Linked DNA regions of Homo sapiens: region 1 is linked to region 2. A link is a loop called in an ENCODE intact Hi-C map of the cell type or tissue named here. Cell type or tissue: mammary epithelial cell. All regions are shown on one strand. Each heading gives the region's core, and the rest is flanking DNA. Links, peaks and the distances in the headings are about the cores only. Region 1 has its middle 13 kb from the start of CCDC80. Region 2 has its middle 24 kb from the start of LINC02042.

Region 1 (8,895 bases), core at 307-8,306, 120 kb after region 2:
CAAGCAAAGAGCCAAATCAAGAATTGAATCCCATTCAGAATAACCACAAAAAGAATAAAATACCTAGGAATACATCTAACCAAGGAGGTGAAAAATCTCGAAAAGGAGAACTACAAAACACTGCTCAAAGTAATCATAGATGACACAAACAAATGAAAAAATGTTCCAGGTTCATGAATTGGAAGAATCAATACCATTAAAATGGCCATACTGTCAAAAGCTATCTACAGATTCAATGCTATTCCTATCAAACTACCAAAAACTACCAGAACTAGTTTTTTCTACCTCTGTCACTTTTCGCAGAACTAGAAAAAACTATTCTAAAATTCATATGGAACCAAAAAAGAGCCTGAATAGCCAAAGAAGTCCTAAGCAAAAAGAACAAAGCTGGAAGTATCATATTACCTGATTTCAAATACACTATAGGGCTAGAGTAAACGAAACATCATGGTACTGGTACAAAAACAGACACATAGACCTATGGAACAGAATAGATAATTCAGAAATAAAGCTACACTCCTATAGCCATCTGATCTTTGACAAAGTCAACAAAAATAAGCCATGAGGGAAGGACTGCCTATTCAATAAATGGCACTGGGATAGCTGGGTAGCCATACAAAGAAGAATGAAACTGGATTACTACTTTTCACCATATACAAAATTAACTTAAGATCAAGTGAAGACTCAAATGTAACACCTCAAACTCTAAGAATACTAGAAGAAAACCTAGGAAATATCATTCTGGACTTTGATCTTGGGAAAGGATGTATGACTAAGTCCTCAAAAGCAATTGCAACAAAACCAAAAATTGACAAGTGAGGCCTAATTAAACTAAAGAGTTTCTGCACAGCAAAAGAAACTATCAACAGAGTAAACAGACCGGTAGAAAATATTTGCAAACTATGCATCTGGCAAAGGTCTAATGTCCAGAATCTGTAAGTAACTTTAACAATTCAAACAAGCAAATAACAATCCCATTAAAAAATAGACAAAAGACATGGATGCTTCTCAAACGAAGACATACAAGCAGCCAAAACACATATGAAAAAATTCTCAACATCATTAACCATCAAGGAAATGCAAATTAAAACCGCAATAAGACACCATCTCCCATCAGTCAGAATGGCGATTATTAAAAAGTCAGAAAACAGCAGATGCTGGTGGGGCTGAGGAGAAAAAGGGACCATTATATGTTGTTGGTGGGAATGTAAATCAGTTCAATCACTGTGGAAAGCCATTTAGAGATTTCTCAAAGAACTTAAAACAGAACTACCTTTCGAACAAGCAATCCCATTACTGGGTAAATACGCAAAGGAAAATAAATCATTCTACCAAAAAGACACATATACTTGTATACTATTCGCTATAGCAAAGACATAGACTCAACCTAGGTGCCCACTGACAGTAGGTTGGATAAAGAAAATGTGGTATATATACACTATGGAACACTACACAGCCATAAAGAAGAACAAAATCTTGTCCTTTTCAGCAACATAGATGCAGCTGGAGATTATTATCCTAAGTGAATTAACACGGGAACAGAAAACCAAGCACTGCGTGTTCTCGCTTATAAATGGAAGCTAAGCATTGAGTATACACGGACACAAAGATGGGAACAATAGACACTGGGGACACTAGAGTGGAGAGGGAGGGAGAAAGGAAGAAATCTTGAAAAACTATTAGGTACTATGCTCACTAGCTGAGTGATAGGATCAGTGGTACCCCAAACCTCAGCATCATGCAATGTACCCATGTAACAAATCTTCATTTGTACTCCCTGAATCTAAAATAAAAGTTGAAATTATAAAAAATTAAATAAATATATAAATAAATAAATAATATATCAGTGATAATAATATTTACTTTATCAGGTTATTCACCTAAAAGTTCTGGCATTGGGATGGGTGTGGTGGCTCACACCTGTAATCCCAGCACTTTGGGAGGCCAAGGCGGGCAGATCACTTGAGGTCAGGAGTTTGAGACCAGCCTGGCCAACATGGTGAAACCCCATCTCTACTAAAAATACAAACATTAGCCAGGCATGGTGACAGCCGCCTGTAATCCCAACTACTCAGGAGGCTGAGGCAGGAGAATCACTTGAACCCAGGAGGCAGAGGTTGCAGTGAGCTGAGATAGCACCACTGCACTCCAGCCTGGGTGACAGAGTGAGCCTTCATTTCAAAAAAAAAAAAAAAAAAAGTTCTGGCCTGACAAAGAGGTCACTCAGCACATATTCATTTCCTCTCTTCAAAGAGAATCACCAAAATGTAACTATGAATATTCCTCTGGATGACTTAGCACAAAATAAATTGAGATGAGAATTTATTATTTGCTCTTAGATAAAAAAGTTATTTTAGAGGAAAGTAGGGAAATACAGTAGAGGTAGAGAAATCTTTAGAAAATTATCCCCTCTCTTCCAAGAATGCACCCCCAACTACCCTCACACAATGATACTATTGGACTTGGCAATAGTGACTAACACCTTTTCCACTATTTTTAACTCTGGTGTCTGTAACTTACAAAGATAAATATTTAAGTCAAGTTACAGTAATTCTGAACAATTCTTTTTAAAAATGGAATTAGAAAGCAATTGGGGTAAACAACAACAATAACATCAACAAAAGAAAAACAACTTAAAGGCACCTACCTCATGGGAGGCTGATTGTGTGATGGAAAACCACATGCTATCTATAATCGTATAATATAATCATATAAACAGGGTTTAATAAGGGTTTCGATAAAGTAATACCAGTTGAAGGGTTTTATAAGGGTTTCAATTCCAGCTACAAACATAAGCATTGTGTGCCCTGGAGACTACATTTCCTTGGCTGTTAAATGAAGATAATATTGGCTGTGAGAGTAAAACAGTAAATATAGTACACTGAACCCACAGCTTGGCTGATGGTATTCACTCATTTATTCATTCAACAATGTTTGTCTTTTTAACACCATGTTTGGCAATGTGCTGAGCAATAGAAATATAACAGTGAAAAAATAGGCATGGTTCTTGTTTTCATGGAGTTTAACAATATGGCAGAAGAGGCAGACATTAATAATGATATAAATAATAGTTTGATAAATAAGTAAAAGTTAATTCTGATTAAAAGTTAGTTGCCTTTCTCTTCTCCTTATTTGTAATTTAAAAATCATGTTCTTTCTACTTTCACTTTTGAAAATTTAGTGAAGTAATGAATGTGAACCCACTTTGTAAATTCTGAAGTTATCTACAAATATTAATTGCTATATTTGTAACAAAAATATATCAAGCACGCGCTATTCGTAAGGCGCTAAGAAAAGTAGAAAGGTAAACTAGACATAGGTTCTGCCTGCCCCTGCTGGAGGAAGGTAGGACAGCTGGCACTATGAGCTATTTACATAACTCCAGACAGAAAGTACTAATAGGTGCTTTGAGAGAGGGTTGGGCAGAGGGATTTGATATTTGGAGGAGACAGAGATTGGTCCAGTTGGAGAGGGCTCAGGGAAGACTTTATGGAGCAGATGCATTTGAACTGGATCTAGACAATTAGGGGGCATTTGGACTTGAGGAGATCAGGGAACAGAACATGCAAAGGTGCAGAAGTGGGAGAATGAGGGGCAACAACAGTAACAAAACAGTATGTAATGCATTTGGTTGGATTGAAAGAGGCATTAACGGCAGTAGTCGGCAACGAGTTTGGACAAATAGTTTGGGATCAGAGGATCAAAACATAGAGGACCTTGAATGCTGAGCTAAAGAGTGTGACCTGTACTTTTGACAGCTGTGAGCCATTGGAGGAAATTGAAGAAGACAATAACTTCGCTAGAGCTGTGAATCAGAAATAGTGTGCCTTGAGTCAGGAAGAGTAATCTACAACTGCATATAGGATGTATTGTTATGACTATCAATATAATTTTGCTGAAGAATTTGGAAAGAGTGCTTTTAACCGTGTATTTTGGCCCTCTTGAAATCCAGGGTCTAGAAGCTCACAGTTGGAGTGGTCTATGGAACCTGAAGTATTTTTGTATTCAGGAGTACTGAGACATATTGAACACAAACTTCCTTCTCAAAATAATATGGGACTTATAAAATGGACCCAAAGATCTTATTTCTTTGGAAAAACTAAAGCAGTTTTTTTTTTAGTACATTTACCTTAGCACAGGTTACATTCTCTATAATTTAATATCACAGAAATAGGGAAGAGAGACACCAGGAGGTAAAAATGATTGCTCTAAAAACTAAGCTGCTATGATTCAACATCCTAAAATGCACATACCAAACCCCTCTCCCTCCCTCACACCCACTCAGGCCTATGACTTTAGCATTCAGTAATGGCTGATCAAAACATCTATCCCTGCTCCTGGAGCTCCCGTGAGCTGTGTGCACAGAACAAGCTGACCCTGACTGTCTCTTCTCCCATGAGCCTTTCAGAGCCAAACCAGCTGTGGGAGATGTGCGGCAGCTGGTCAGCCAATCAACAAAAAGCTGCCGGGTGACAATCTCCATTTGTGACTTTACATAGATGGTGGACGAAGCCAAGTTGCCCTGCTCAGCTGTGTGGAGAACCTCTCCACTGAAAGAGAATAACAGATGTTCATTTTAAAAAAAAATTTCCAAACCCGAAACATAATTTTACTACACAAATACACGCCAGTGAATATTTGGAGAATAAGAACAGTTTTTGCCAGCCTTCACAGGGTGTCTGGATGACAAACACAAAGAGAATTATCTACATATTTGTAGTCTACATCAGATTTCTATGATGACCTCCAGAGAGCATGAGACACTGTCTTGGTATGTCCCACAGAACAGTTCTCAGTGTTTGCGCTGGATGTGTTTGGAGCCAGGGGCAAAGATGAGGGTAGGCTACTCATTCCCAAGGCAGGGAGAACTAATGAAGTAGGAACAAGATGGGTAGCTGAAGACTTTGTCCTATTGCCTCACATAAAAGTCATTGTGTTAAATAAATGTGTCTGGCATGAATTTACCAACATAGAAGAAAATGATACCAAGCCAACCAGATAAGCTTTTAACAGATTCAAAGTCTAGAATTTAAAATGCTCTTCATTCAAATAAGCAACCAGTGCCTTAGGGTTGGGCCCTCAGGGATGAAAGGCTTATGTAACCAAGGAAGGCAGCCAGAGGCTAAGCCCTTTCTCCTAATGATGAACAAGTAACTGAAGAACTCCCACAGAGGACGATACCTCAGAACCCGTTCTTCAAACACTTTACCTTGCCGCCTTGCCCCAAAGGTTGTATATTTACGACCAACATCTGAGTTCATACATTTTATAAAAGGCACCTAATGCTTAAGTTCTCTGTTAAGGATCCCTCCTCCCACTTTAATTTAACACCTTCTCCAACAGGGTGCTTTCTGCCTCCCCAAGCATCTCTCCCCTTCTCTAAATAGCTCTTATAGAACATCTTCCTTATAGTAAGCTGAAATATTCTCTAATATTTGGGCATGTGAAAGTATAGCTGAAAGGATGCTGGAAAGCACAGTAGAGAAAAAGGAGAAAGAAAAGCAACTGGGTTATTCTTTTCACAGAAGTAAGTTGAATTTGAATAGTCGAGTGAACATTTAACTGGCTGTGTTGTAATTGAAAAACAGGAGATAAATTGGTTCTTTAAATCATCAGTTTATCAAGTTCTGAATATGTGTAAAACAGTTTCAAATATTTCCCCAAGTACCTCTGTCATATCAATAAATTGGGTGGATATTATTCACTTGCACATAATAAAATATTTGTTTAAAAACTCAAAAATAACCTCTGGATTTAAGACATTGTTTTATGCTCTATTTCTACCATAATCACTCGTACAAAAATCTCAATAATTCAGATATACTTGCTCACCATGTATAGGTGTACATACGTCATGTTTTAATGGTCATCTATTTTGAGACACTAATAAATTACAAATAAAATTAAAGCTACAATTTTTAAAAAATAAAATAAGCGTCAGGTGTGGTGGCTCATGCTTGTAATCCCAGCACTTTGGGAGGCTGAGACAGGTGGATCACCTGAGGTCAGGAGTTCGAGACCAACATGGTGAAACCATGCCTCTACTAAAAATACAAAAAAAAAAAAAAATAGCTAGGCATGGTGTCTCGTGCCTGTAATCCCAGCTACCTGGGAAGACGAGGCAGGAGAATTGCTTGAACCTGGGAGGCAGACATTGCAGTGAGCCGAGGTCGCACCACTGTCCTCCAGCCTGGGCAACAAGAACGAAACTCTGTCTCAAAAAAACATACATACATATATATACACATACATGTACATATGTGTACATACACATATATGTGTGAGAATGTATGTATATATGTATATATGTATATATGTGTATATATGTATATATGTGTATATATGTATATATGTGTATGTGTGTATATATATAAAATAAGCTATTTTGTTCTTAAAATAAAATTTAAACCACATCTTCTTTCTTCTTTCTGCCTTTTTTTTTTTCTTAAAAAAAGCAACTCTTTGTGTAGCCAGGTTAATTTAGGCCCAACATGGTAAAAACAAATTCTTTCCATCTTATTCCAAGTTTAGACCCAGGCAAACTTTTTAATAACCAAGTTATTAAAACCCTTAATTAATGGAATCACTGCTTCCCAATTTCCAAATCATGCTACTAAGCTGCTGTTCAACTGGAAGCAAAGGTTCTGTGGCTCTGCTCTCCGTTCATATATGGGAATGTTCACTATTCAATATGCCCTGTGAGGTGTGTCTAGCATGCTTCATAATTCCAGTAAATCTGTGCAGCCCACACTCAAACCCCCAAGTGGTTTTCTCCTGATGATCACAGCCCTGAAGCCATGCATTCTTCTTGAACTTCCCCAGGGCGTCTTCTGTGTCATACTTATCTGGTGGTTAGAGCTCAAAAACTTCTTTACAGGAGGAAATCTCAGGGTAGCAAGCTCCATTCAGATATTACATTGTAGGCATCTCATTACTCCTTTCAGCTGGATCCAACTTCAGACCATCATTAGGTTTCCACTGTTACTGCCAGGATCACTACCTATGTCCCAGCTCAGGGAACTTCTAGGCCCGGGGAGCCTTGAGTTATCTTTCTGAAGTTCTCTGCTCACTTGAGAAAGCAACATCTTTTTTTACTCAATTCTCCAGATTTTATTTTTGATTTCATGCTGCATTTTAGTCCAAAAAGTTCCCAGGCCTCTTCTCCGGTGTCCTGGGCTGCTTCTCACAGCCTGAGATGGTTACACCATTCTTCACTGGTTACACCCAGTGACAGCTTTTTTCTGGCCGATCTCTTTTCAGGTCAGATGACATATAGGGTGACTGCATGTCCTGGTTTTCCTGTAACCATATCAGTTTATACCTGGTGTTCTCTTTTAATTATTAAAAGTGTTCCTCTTTCACTCTCAGAATCCTGGTTTGGATAATAATGAAAAGATTACTCAAGTTGATGTCTTCTTTGCAACCCAACAATGGAGTCAATTCTATGAATTTTTTATTACTTTCAATTGCTTTTAAACATTCTTTGTGTTTTTAAAAATGTGTGAACTTCCCCAACGTATATATCAAGGATATTAGTTATCTATTGCTACATAATAAACTACCCCCAAACTTAAAGCAGCAATAGACATTTATTATTTCACATAGTTTCTGTAAGTCAAGAATTTGGGCGCAGCATAACTGAGTGGTTCTGTCTTGGGGTCTCTCATGAGGTTGCAGTTGAGAAGTTCATTAGGGCTGTAGTTACCCGAAGCCTGGAATGGAGCTAGAGAATGTGCTTCTGAGATGGCCCACTCATGAGGCAGACAAGTCAGTGCTGGCTGTTGCCAGGAAGCCTCATTTCCTTAACACATGGAGCTCTCCAAGGAGCTACTTGAGTGTTTTCACAGGATGGCAGTTAGCTTCCCTCAGAGCAAGTTATCCAAGAAGGGAAAAACAGAAGTCACAGTGGCTTTTATGACCTATGCTCAGAAATCACACTACGTCATTTCACAGTATCTGACTGGTTACTTGGCACATATTTGAAAGGGCCATGGAGTAAAAAATATATCATTGTATTCAATGAGAAGAAAAACTATTCCTTGCAAGAATGAGATAATAGCAACACTAAGTGTGAACCTTATAGGTACAGCAATTTACAGATATGTGTGTGTATATATATATATATATATATGTATCTGTGTATATTTCTATCTGCACACACAAATATATATATATTTGCTTGTGTGTTTAGATTATATGTATATATACATATTTACAGATATGTGTATATCTGTAAACACATATATTTGTTGTATGTGTAGATAGATATAGATATAAATATAAATGTAATATATTTAAGTAATGCTGAACTTTGGGTGAGTTTAAAGAAATAAAATACAAATACCTAGGCATAGTCAGAGATTCTCACATTTATATTTAACAGTTATCAATGTTTGCTTAATCACTGAGTTTCCTTTTCTGACTAAACTAGAAAACAGTTCTCTGCTTACTCTGAAATGCTGCCTTGAATACAAAGCTTATGAGTTTGCATGTATTTGTTATACCATTCACTCATTCAATGAATTGTAATTGGGAGTTTACCATCTGCTAATCAAACTGTGCTAGATGGTGAGGACACAGTCCTTACCTTCAAATTGCTTAACATTTAGAGTAGAGGAACAGACTAGAAATGATACACATTAAAAAGTGAAACCCACAGGTTCTTATAGAGGTATAGAGAGGGGCACCAAATTCAGTTTGGTCAGGGAGAAGCCAGAAAATTATTCTAAGTGTTATGACATGACATTTGAGTAGAGTCTTGAAGGGTAAATAAAAATTAACAGGCAGATCCAGAGTGAAGAGGGAGGAGCTTTCCAGATGGAAGGAATATTATAACCATGAATGCCAAGATATGAGAGAGGAGGTATCCTAGGATTGGTGAGAGAGCTGGTCTGA
Region 2 (8,895 bases), core at 287-8,286:
AATATGCTGTAAAGGGAGAAAACATGGGTAAGGGGAAACTGTAACAGAGTTCCTTCTAGACCCAGATCTCAAGCCTTTACTTCTTTTATTCCTTGTTATTTTACTCATCTCAGCACCCCCCACTGCCTGCACACCAGATCCCTGTCCCTAAACCCAGCACCACTGTCACCTTTCAACCTGTCTCTTCCACTCTTCCATCAGATGCTCCTTGTTTAAATCATCCTTGCCTTTGCAACATCAGTCCCTGCCTTCTCTAAGGGGTTCATTGTAAGCATCATTGTTTCTTAGGCTGACCCACTTTCTAACCCTGGTCTTCACAGGACCTTGATCTCTCTCTCTCTTGAGCCAGCTGTTGGCCCAGGCTTCAGGCCCCTCGGATTCCCATCCTGCCACACATCAGACTAATGCTTCAACCGTAGCTTAACCACCCTCCAGCTGAGATGTTTGTATCAGATTTCAACATTTCTTTAATTTTTTTTTTTTTGAGACAGAGTTTTGCTCTTTTTGCCCAGGCTGGAGTGCAATGGTGCCATCTCGGCTCACTGCAACCTCTGCCTCCCCAGTTCAAACAATCATCCTGCCTCAGCCTCCTGAGTAGCTGGGACTACCACCACCACGCCCAGCTAATTTTTTTGTATTTTTAGTAGACGCAGGGCTTCACCATGTTGGCCAGACTGGTCTTGAACTCCTGACCTCGTGATCCGCCCACCCTCACCTCCCAAAGTGCTAGGATTACAGGTGTGAGCCACTGCGCCTGGCCCATTTCTTTAATTTTAATCAATATTTACCTTATGGTATCAATGGCCATGTGGGAAAGTGAGAGTGGTCTCAAGCCTTAGTGAGATCTGAGAACTAAGTGAGGAGCCCTGTCCTTCACTGACTTCTCACTCATCAACAAATATCTGTTGCTAGATGTCAGCTTATTGCTGTACCGAAAAAATTACATGGAATAAAAAGTAATGAAAAATAAACAATATTTTAAATTGGTGATCTATTGCTATGCCAATATAAATCTTTTTTCACTATCTTCTCTAGCATCCAAAAATTTGAATACTTAGCAGACAGGTCTGAGACCAGAGTGTGAAAGCCTAGAGTCCATCAGCATCACGTGATTGTTGCTTCACTAGGCAGGAAGCTGCTTGCTCATCACCTGATTCAGAGTTTCTTTCTCTGCTTCTCATCCCTGGGGGCTACAAACCTTCATATATCCAAGTGTCAATTTCACTTCCTAGCAGCTTCAGCACAATTGGGAGCCAGAGCGTTACCTTTTAGAAGGGGAGGATGACCAAGTAAGAAACAGCTCACCAGTGGGTGAGGCAATGGGTGAATTGCATGGCTTCTGCCTTTGAAGTTTAATGAACTCTTATGAGACAGACATACACAGAGGAAACAAAATTTTACTGACTTGCCTCTCATAAAACGGAGTATGATGTGGATGCCAGACTGGATTTAGATGGTACACTTACATGAGCCTCCGCATCTCTCCCGGAGCTATATTCATCATCCCCAGGGAGCCTGAGACACACATCTCCTGCTTCACCTACCAAAGAATTATCAGATGTCCAAGTTCTTCAGTGACTACTGCTTAGATCTTTTACACTCTCTGGTACTAACAGGCATTGAGCCCAGAGCCCTCCAAGGTAACTGTTGATAGTGCATGGTCTTCCAGAGAAAATGTGGGCTTAATTCTAAAGAATGAGTTAAATAGTGGCATTTCTGGTATTCCAGGCTGTGGAGAGATCTTTGACAATAGAATAATTTTCTGGAATAAGGGACATTCAGTGCCCCTGACCCATCAAGTTGCATCATCATCTTCCAGCTTCTCCAGGGCCTTGAGCCACTGAAGGGCTGTCCTCCCTTCGTGGTTCTCTGCCTTTTGTCCTGGGCTGACATCATCCATCAGTGACAATGCTTCCCAGAGGCAGGGATTTTACCCACAGGGAATGAACTAGAGGTCCACATCCTTCTAGAGTGTGGAGGTCAGAAGCCCCTGGGGAGGCACGTTGAAGCTCTCCTCCCCATTAGGGTGATTCTGATTCCCCCTTGTTTCATAATCCCCACAGGGCTTAGGGCTCTAGAGTGCAGAATAGCACAGACTGCTAAATCAGCCACGTGTCTTAGAGCTGTTTCTCCATCCAACTTGGACAGAAGTCTCTCAGACAGATGATGTCAGTGCAACTGGAGGGGAGATGTTAAAAATCTGTGCTCTCTCTGGCTGCAAAAACCTTTCCCGGAATGCTCAGGACCTGATGGTGGGATTGTAGACTGGGGTAGTCATTCTGGAGAGCAATTTGGCAGTACATGGTGAAATGAAGTGTGTCTACACCCTGTGACCCAACCACCCCTTTCTAGAGCCTACACCCCAGACAAACCCAGGCATGGACCCATAAAAGGATGTGTATGAGGGTGTTCATTGCGGCACTGGGTGTGGGAATAAAAACGATGATACAGATGCTGATGGCTAACACTTGCTAGATGCTTATGTGTGCTAAACACTTTACATCTTCTCAATACTCTTACTATCTCCACTTTAGAAATGAGAAAACTGAGGCATGGGAGGTGTAGCAAATGGGCTAAGTTCGCACAGCTGGTGAATAGGGTGTCATGCCAGGCAGCCTGCTTCCTGTGGATGAAGCCTTAACCATTAGGCTTGATGCTCTACCTCTGTGTCCACCGCTGGGGAATGGGTAGGTAAATAGGGAACAGTGTGCGTCAAGCTCTGGACAACTCTAAAAGCATAATGCTGAGTGAAAAAGGAAGAGAAAGAATGAGCTTTATAGTTACTACCATTTATATATAGAGAATAGACAGAGATAATGCAACATCATAAAATTTCAAATGTATTGCTATATACACACACCCAAGAACACTCAGTGAGCACGTATTGCGGGGAGGTTGGGGGCAAGTAGAAGTCAGGGATGACTCACATAAAACAAAAAAGAGCAAACAAAACGAGAAAGAGCCTTGCCCAGAGTGATGATGACTGGACACCATGAATTAATGATGTGCTTAATTCTGCTCTCTCCTCCTGATGTTCATATCCTGCACCCCACAATAATTTTTTTTATGAAACTAGATTTAAAGCTTCATTTCTACTTTAGGGAGGATCAGAGAAGGCACATTCATTCTCTTTCTCTTGAGGACTCCATTCAGTGAGCAGCAGAGTCCTGCAATAGGTGTACATTCTAGTTAGTGTTTTATTCCACCTCATGATATAAGCTCATTTCCTTCCATTTCACAGATGTGCAGAGAAGCAGGTCAGAGAGGAAGCAACTCTGCAAGTTATCAGCTGATCTTGCACTTGACTCAGGTCCTGGCACAGAGGTTTAGCCCTGTGGTTTACAGAACACCTCTATTAATTGTCCTGGCAACCACTGGTTTTATTTGTAGAAATAGCCACCTGTGGCTGGGCGTGGTGGCTCACGCTTGTAATCCCAGCACTTTCCGAGGCCGAGGTGGGTGGATCACGAGGTCAGGAGTTCAAGAACAGTGGCAAACACAGTGAAAACCTGTCTCTACTAAAAATACAAAAATTAGATGAGCGTGGTGGCGGGTGCCTGTAATTCCAGCTACTCAGGAGGCTGAGGCACGAGAATCTCTTGAACCCAAAAGACGGAGGTGGCAGTGAGCCAAAAATGTGCCACTGCACTCCAGCCTGGGTGACAGAGATAGATTCCATCTCAAAAAAAAAAAAAAAAAAAAAAAAAAAAAAGAAAGAAAAGAAAGAAAAGAAAAAAGAAATAGCTACCTGTTTCCCAGAAACAGAGCATTTGCCAGTATTACTTGATGAAGACCTCAAAGAGAGGACCATGCCTTCAGGGATGATAGTAAAATTATTTTAATTAAATTTTTCTGAGGTTACATAGAAATAAGGCATCATTGCAGACATTTGAGAACATTATTTATTTACATGTCATGTATCTCTGGTGGCAGCTGACCCTAACGCTTGTCATTGTTTACAACACCCCCACACCTGCATGGCATGCTTGTCTGCAAATGAACATCCCTCAGTCCACTCTTGCCAGTATTTCTTTTTCTTTTCTTTCTTTCTTTCTTTTTTTTTTTTTTTGAAGACGGAGTCTCACTCTTGTCGCCCAGGCTGGAGTGCAATGGCGCGATCTCGGCTTGCTGCAACCTCTGCCTCTCTGGTTCAAGTGATTCTCCCGCTTTAGCCTCCTGAGTAGCTGTGATTACAGGCACCCGCCACCACGCCCGGCTAATCTTTGTATTTTTACTAGAGATCAGGTTTCACCATGTTGGCCAAGCTGGTCTCAAACTCCTGACCTCAGGCGATCCGCCCACCTCGGCCTCCCAAAGTGCTGGGATTACAGGCGTGAGCTACTGCTCCCAGCCTCTTGCCAGTATTTCTAAATGAGTTAAACATGGACATAGTTCACATTACTGCATATCATTGTTTCCTATACAGATGGAGAATTAATTCATAGTTAACGCTGTAATCAGACAGACTCCAAGGAATGATTTAGCAGGACATTATTTGGCAAATGCACAACGACTATAAAATGTCACCTTTTAAGAGTCCTGTTGGCAGGAGAACTCTGTTTCTTTCAGTCCCTGGAGATTTTATTCTCATGACGCTTATTTTTAAGTTGCCTCCTGTTTCTCTGACACTGTGTTGGTAAAAGATATGGCTCTAGTTGGGGGACAAGTTGGCTGTGAAACTGACCAGACTATGACATATGGGATATGAGAACAATGCTGGCTTGTACAGCCCAAACTGTGATTGCAGGTGAGAGCTGGCCTCTTCACAGATCATGTAAACAGCTTACATTAAGGTCCTAAGGAAACTGTTGGGGAGATTTGGAGAGGCAGAGAGGAGGAGGCAAGAAGGAAGAATAGCAGCCCCAAAGTGTGAAGTCAGGAATGAGGAAGAGGATGGAGGTGGATGGTAGGGGTAAGGACAGTGATGAATGAGCCTGAGAAGGGATTGCTTGGCAGGGAGAGGAGGGACAGGCCTGAGGAGGTTGGGGGTCAGGTGGAGATGGAGGGCGTTAGGGCCAGGCTTGGCCTTGGAGACTTGGAGACTTACAGGGACATGGCTGAAAGTAGGTTCTCCCTCATCCTGACTTGTGGATCTGAAAGCCTGTGTGTTCATGAGATTCTGAGTGAGGCCCATTTGGATGTGCACTTTCAGCTCTAATTACTAGAGGCAGAAAAGAGTCTGCCAGGTGGCAGAACATATTTCCCTGGAAGCAGTTGTCAGAATGCTCAGATTCAGGCCGTTCATGAAAGATGCCCCAAATGCTCAGAGCACTCCTGTCCTGAGCATTTGCCCAGGCCGCTCCTCTCACTGGGATAGTCTTCCTCTTTTCTTTCCAGCTCTCTAGACCTGCGCCATCCAGTACAGTGGCCAGTAGCCATATAAACCCTGCAAATGTGGCTAGTCCAAAATAGAGATGTGCTGTAAATCTCATGTGTGCAGTTTCTCAAAATAATCCCTTCAAAATGATCCTTATGACGAGGAGGCATATTTGGGGGTATCATTTTCAGGTCTCCTACAGTCCTACTCTGGATGGCACATTTTTGGTCTTCTACAGCAATAATTATTTAGGTTTGGATATGTGATTCTGACCAATGAAGCAGAAGGACTAATCTGATGGGAGAGTGCTAATCTGATGGGAGAGTGCTAATCTGATGGGAGAGTACAACACAGAGATGTGCTGTAATAGAAAATATCCACAGGATTTCAAAGACTTTTAAACAGTGAAATATCAGTATTTTAAAAATAGTGAACTATCTCATCACTAATTTTATTCTTGTATTTCTTACATGTGGAAATAATATCTTGGATATATCAGGTTAAAATGTAATATTGAAACTAATTTCACCTCGTTCTTGCTTTTTCATATGTGGCTGCTAGATTATTTAAAACCACATATGTGGCTCACTTTCCATGTCTACTGGACAACCTTGCCTTTGCAAGAGGTTCCACTGCATAGTAGTAAAGTTCTCAAGCTCTGAAGACAGGCTGCTGAAAGTTCAAATCCTGGATTCAGATCTTGCCACTTCAACACATGTGACCCAGGGCTCTGTACCAAATCTTTACATGCCTCAGTTTTCTTCTCTCTAACAACAGTGCCTGCCTCATGGGGCAGAGCAAGACCCAGATGCAGTGTCTGCTGTCTCTCTGAGGCCCTCCCCTACACCTTGTTGCGTGAGCCTTCCCTCAAGCAGTGGCTCTCCTTTGGCACTGAGTGTACATGGGTTCATGGTAAAGTTGTTTTGTCACTTCACAAGGCTTCTCATGAGGTTGAACCTTGATAACTCTTCATTGCCTCTCTTATCTTTCTGCCCACTCTCATGGAGGAGATGAGGCATCTCCTCCCAGAAAGGCTGCAGAGCTCCAAGTCAGACTCACATGGGAACCATATTCCACATAATTTTTTTTTTTTTTTTGAGACAGAGTTTCCCTCTTGTCATCCAAGCTGGAGCGCAATGGCATGATCTTGGCTCACTGCAACCGCGGCTTCCCGGGCTCAAGTGATTCTTCTACCTCAGCCTCCTGAGTAGCTGGGATTACAGGCACCCACCACCACGCCTGGTTAATTTTTGTATTTTTAGTAGAGATGGGTTTCACCATGCTGGCCAGGCTGGACTCGAACTCCTGACCTCAGATGATCCACCCGCCTTGGCCTCTCAAAGTGCTGGATTACAGGTGTGAGCCACCATGCCCAGACTTACCACAGAATTTTTATTAACATATAACACACTCAGACAAATATAAAACTCATAAATGTGTACAAATTGATGAATTTTTAAAAACCAGAAATGTGTATCCTTCATAAAATCAAGAAATAGAACATAAAAATCATTCCAGAATTTCCCCTGTGTCTCTCTCAGTCACTTCCCACTCCCCTAAAGATAACTGCTATCTTGATGTGATCACCATAACTTGTTTTTGTCATTTCAAATTTATGTAAATGAATTTGTAACTGCCCAAGGGGTTCACCTTGCCCTCTGCAATAGAGAAAGAGTAATTCACACAGGGCCGGCTGTGTGGGAGACCAGAGTTTTATTATTACTCAAATCAGTCTCCCCAAGCATTTAGGGAGCAGAGTTTTTTAGGACAATTTGGTGGGTGGGGAAAAGCCAGTGGGGCCAGAAGTGCTGATTGGTCAGGGATGAAATCATAGGGAGCTGAAGCTGTCTTCTTACGCTGAGTCAGTTCCTGGGCGGGGCCACAAGATCAGATGAGCCAGTTAATCATCTGGGTGGTGCCAGCTGATCCAACAAGTGCAGGGTCTGCAAAATATCTCAAGCCCTGATCTTAGGAGCAGTTTAGGGAGAATCAGAATCTTGTAGCTTCCAGCTGCATGACTCCTAAACCATAATTTCTAATCTTGTGGCTAATGTTGGTCTAGTCCCCAGGAAAGAAGGAGGTATGCTTTGGGAAAGAGCTGTTACCATCTTTGCTTAAATTATAAACTACAAACTAAGTTTCTCCCAAAGTTAGTTCAACCTACACCCAGTAATGAACAAGGACAGCTTGGAAGTTAGAAGCAAGATGGAGTCAGTTAAGTTAGATCTCTTTCACTGTCTCAGTCATAATTTTGCAAAGGCAGTTTCAAAATCATTCTCATGTTGGGCTTCTTTTACTATGTTTGTGAGACTCATCCACATTGCTATGTTAGTGCTAGTTCATTTCCATTGCTGAGTAATATCCCATTTTCATACATTTATCACAATGTGCTTATTCATTCTATTGTTAATGAATATTTGGGCTGGTTTCAGTTGGGACTCAAACTGCTGCTATGACTATTCTTGTGCACTAAGGAATGGAATTTTGGATTATAGGGTATGTGTTTATATAGCTATTAGTAGATACTTCTATTAAAAATATATTTCCAAAATGTTCATACCAATTTTGCTCCCAAAAACAATGTATGAGAATTCCAGATGTTCCATGTCTTTGTCACCACCCTTTCCCCCCCATTCTGAGAGCAAGGGATGGTTTCAATTTGCATTTCCCTGAATATCTTGTGAAGTTCAAGTCTTTTGCCATTTGCCTCTCCTCTCATAAAATTGTATTTACAATGGACCCTTGAACAACATGGGTTTGAACTGTGCAAGTCCGCTTATGTGCAGATTTCTTTCTGCTTCCACCACCCCTGAGACAGCAAGACCAACTCCTTCTCTTCCTCTTCCTCAGCCTACTCAAAGTGAAGATCATGAGGATGAAGACTTTTATGATGTTTCATTTCCACTTAATGAATAGTACATATATCTTCTCTTCCTTATTATTTTCTTTTCTTTGGCTTACTTTATTGAAAGAAGACAGTATATAATACATAGAACATACAAAATATGTGTCAACCGACTGTTTATGCTATCAATAAGGCTTCTGGTCAACAGTAGGCTATTAGTAGTTAAGTTTCTGGGGAGTCAAAAGTTATACCTAGATTTTCAACTGCACAGGGATTGCTGCCCCCTAACCCCTTCGTTGTTCAAGGAGTCACTGTATTTGAGTCAACTGTCCTTTTCTTATTGATGTGTGATTTCTTTAAGTACATTAAATACTGAATCTTTGTTGGATAGATGAGTTGCAAATATTTTTTCTAAGTCTGTGGCATGTCTTTTTACTCTCTTAGTGGTATCTTTTTTGAGAAGTTCTTGGAATTAATGAAGTCTGCTTTATCAGTCTTTTTCTGTATAAGCAATTTATTTTTGTAATCTGTTTAAGAAATCTTTGCTTACATGATACAGCCTATTTAATGTTAGGAAATTTTATCAACCATGTCACAGTGTTGGAGACCAAAAACTAACTAGAACTTGCCATATAAGACTTCTGAGAATCCACCTGACACAACACACGTTTATACTACTCTAAATGGTGTTAAGTTCTATCCTTTGAGGCTCATTCCACTGCCTCTCCACTGC

The links. Peaks named below come from ENCODE experiments on the same cell type or tissue, not always from the same donor. Only the 100,000 strongest peaks of a DNase experiment are listed, where the experiment ranks them.
Region 1: it touches region 2 in a loop (8-fold over the local background); 4 of 110 quality-filtered maps call a loop at or near these places.

What each region holds. Positions count from the first base shown.
Region 1 is chr3:112,649,606-112,658,500 of GRCh38, reverse strand. No RefSeq gene overlaps it. Among named protein-coding and RNA genes, the nearest start is that of CCDC80, 13 kb to the right of the region's middle. In mammary epithelial cell, for the core only: a CTCF peak has its summit at 3,334 (motif pointing left); DNase peaks (open chromatin) are centred at 4,280 and 4,790; H3K27ac peaks cover 3,591 bases.
Region 2 is chr3:112,768,516-112,777,410 of GRCh38, reverse strand. No RefSeq gene overlaps it. Among named protein-coding and RNA genes, the nearest start is that of LINC02042, 24 kb to the right of the region's middle. RefSeq lists an enhancer at 7,015-7,309. In mammary epithelial cell, for the core only: no CTCF peak of the experiment used is centred there; DNase peaks (open chromatin) are centred at 1,210, 2,930, 3,360, 7,170 and 1 weaker place; H3K27ac peaks cover 4,926 bases.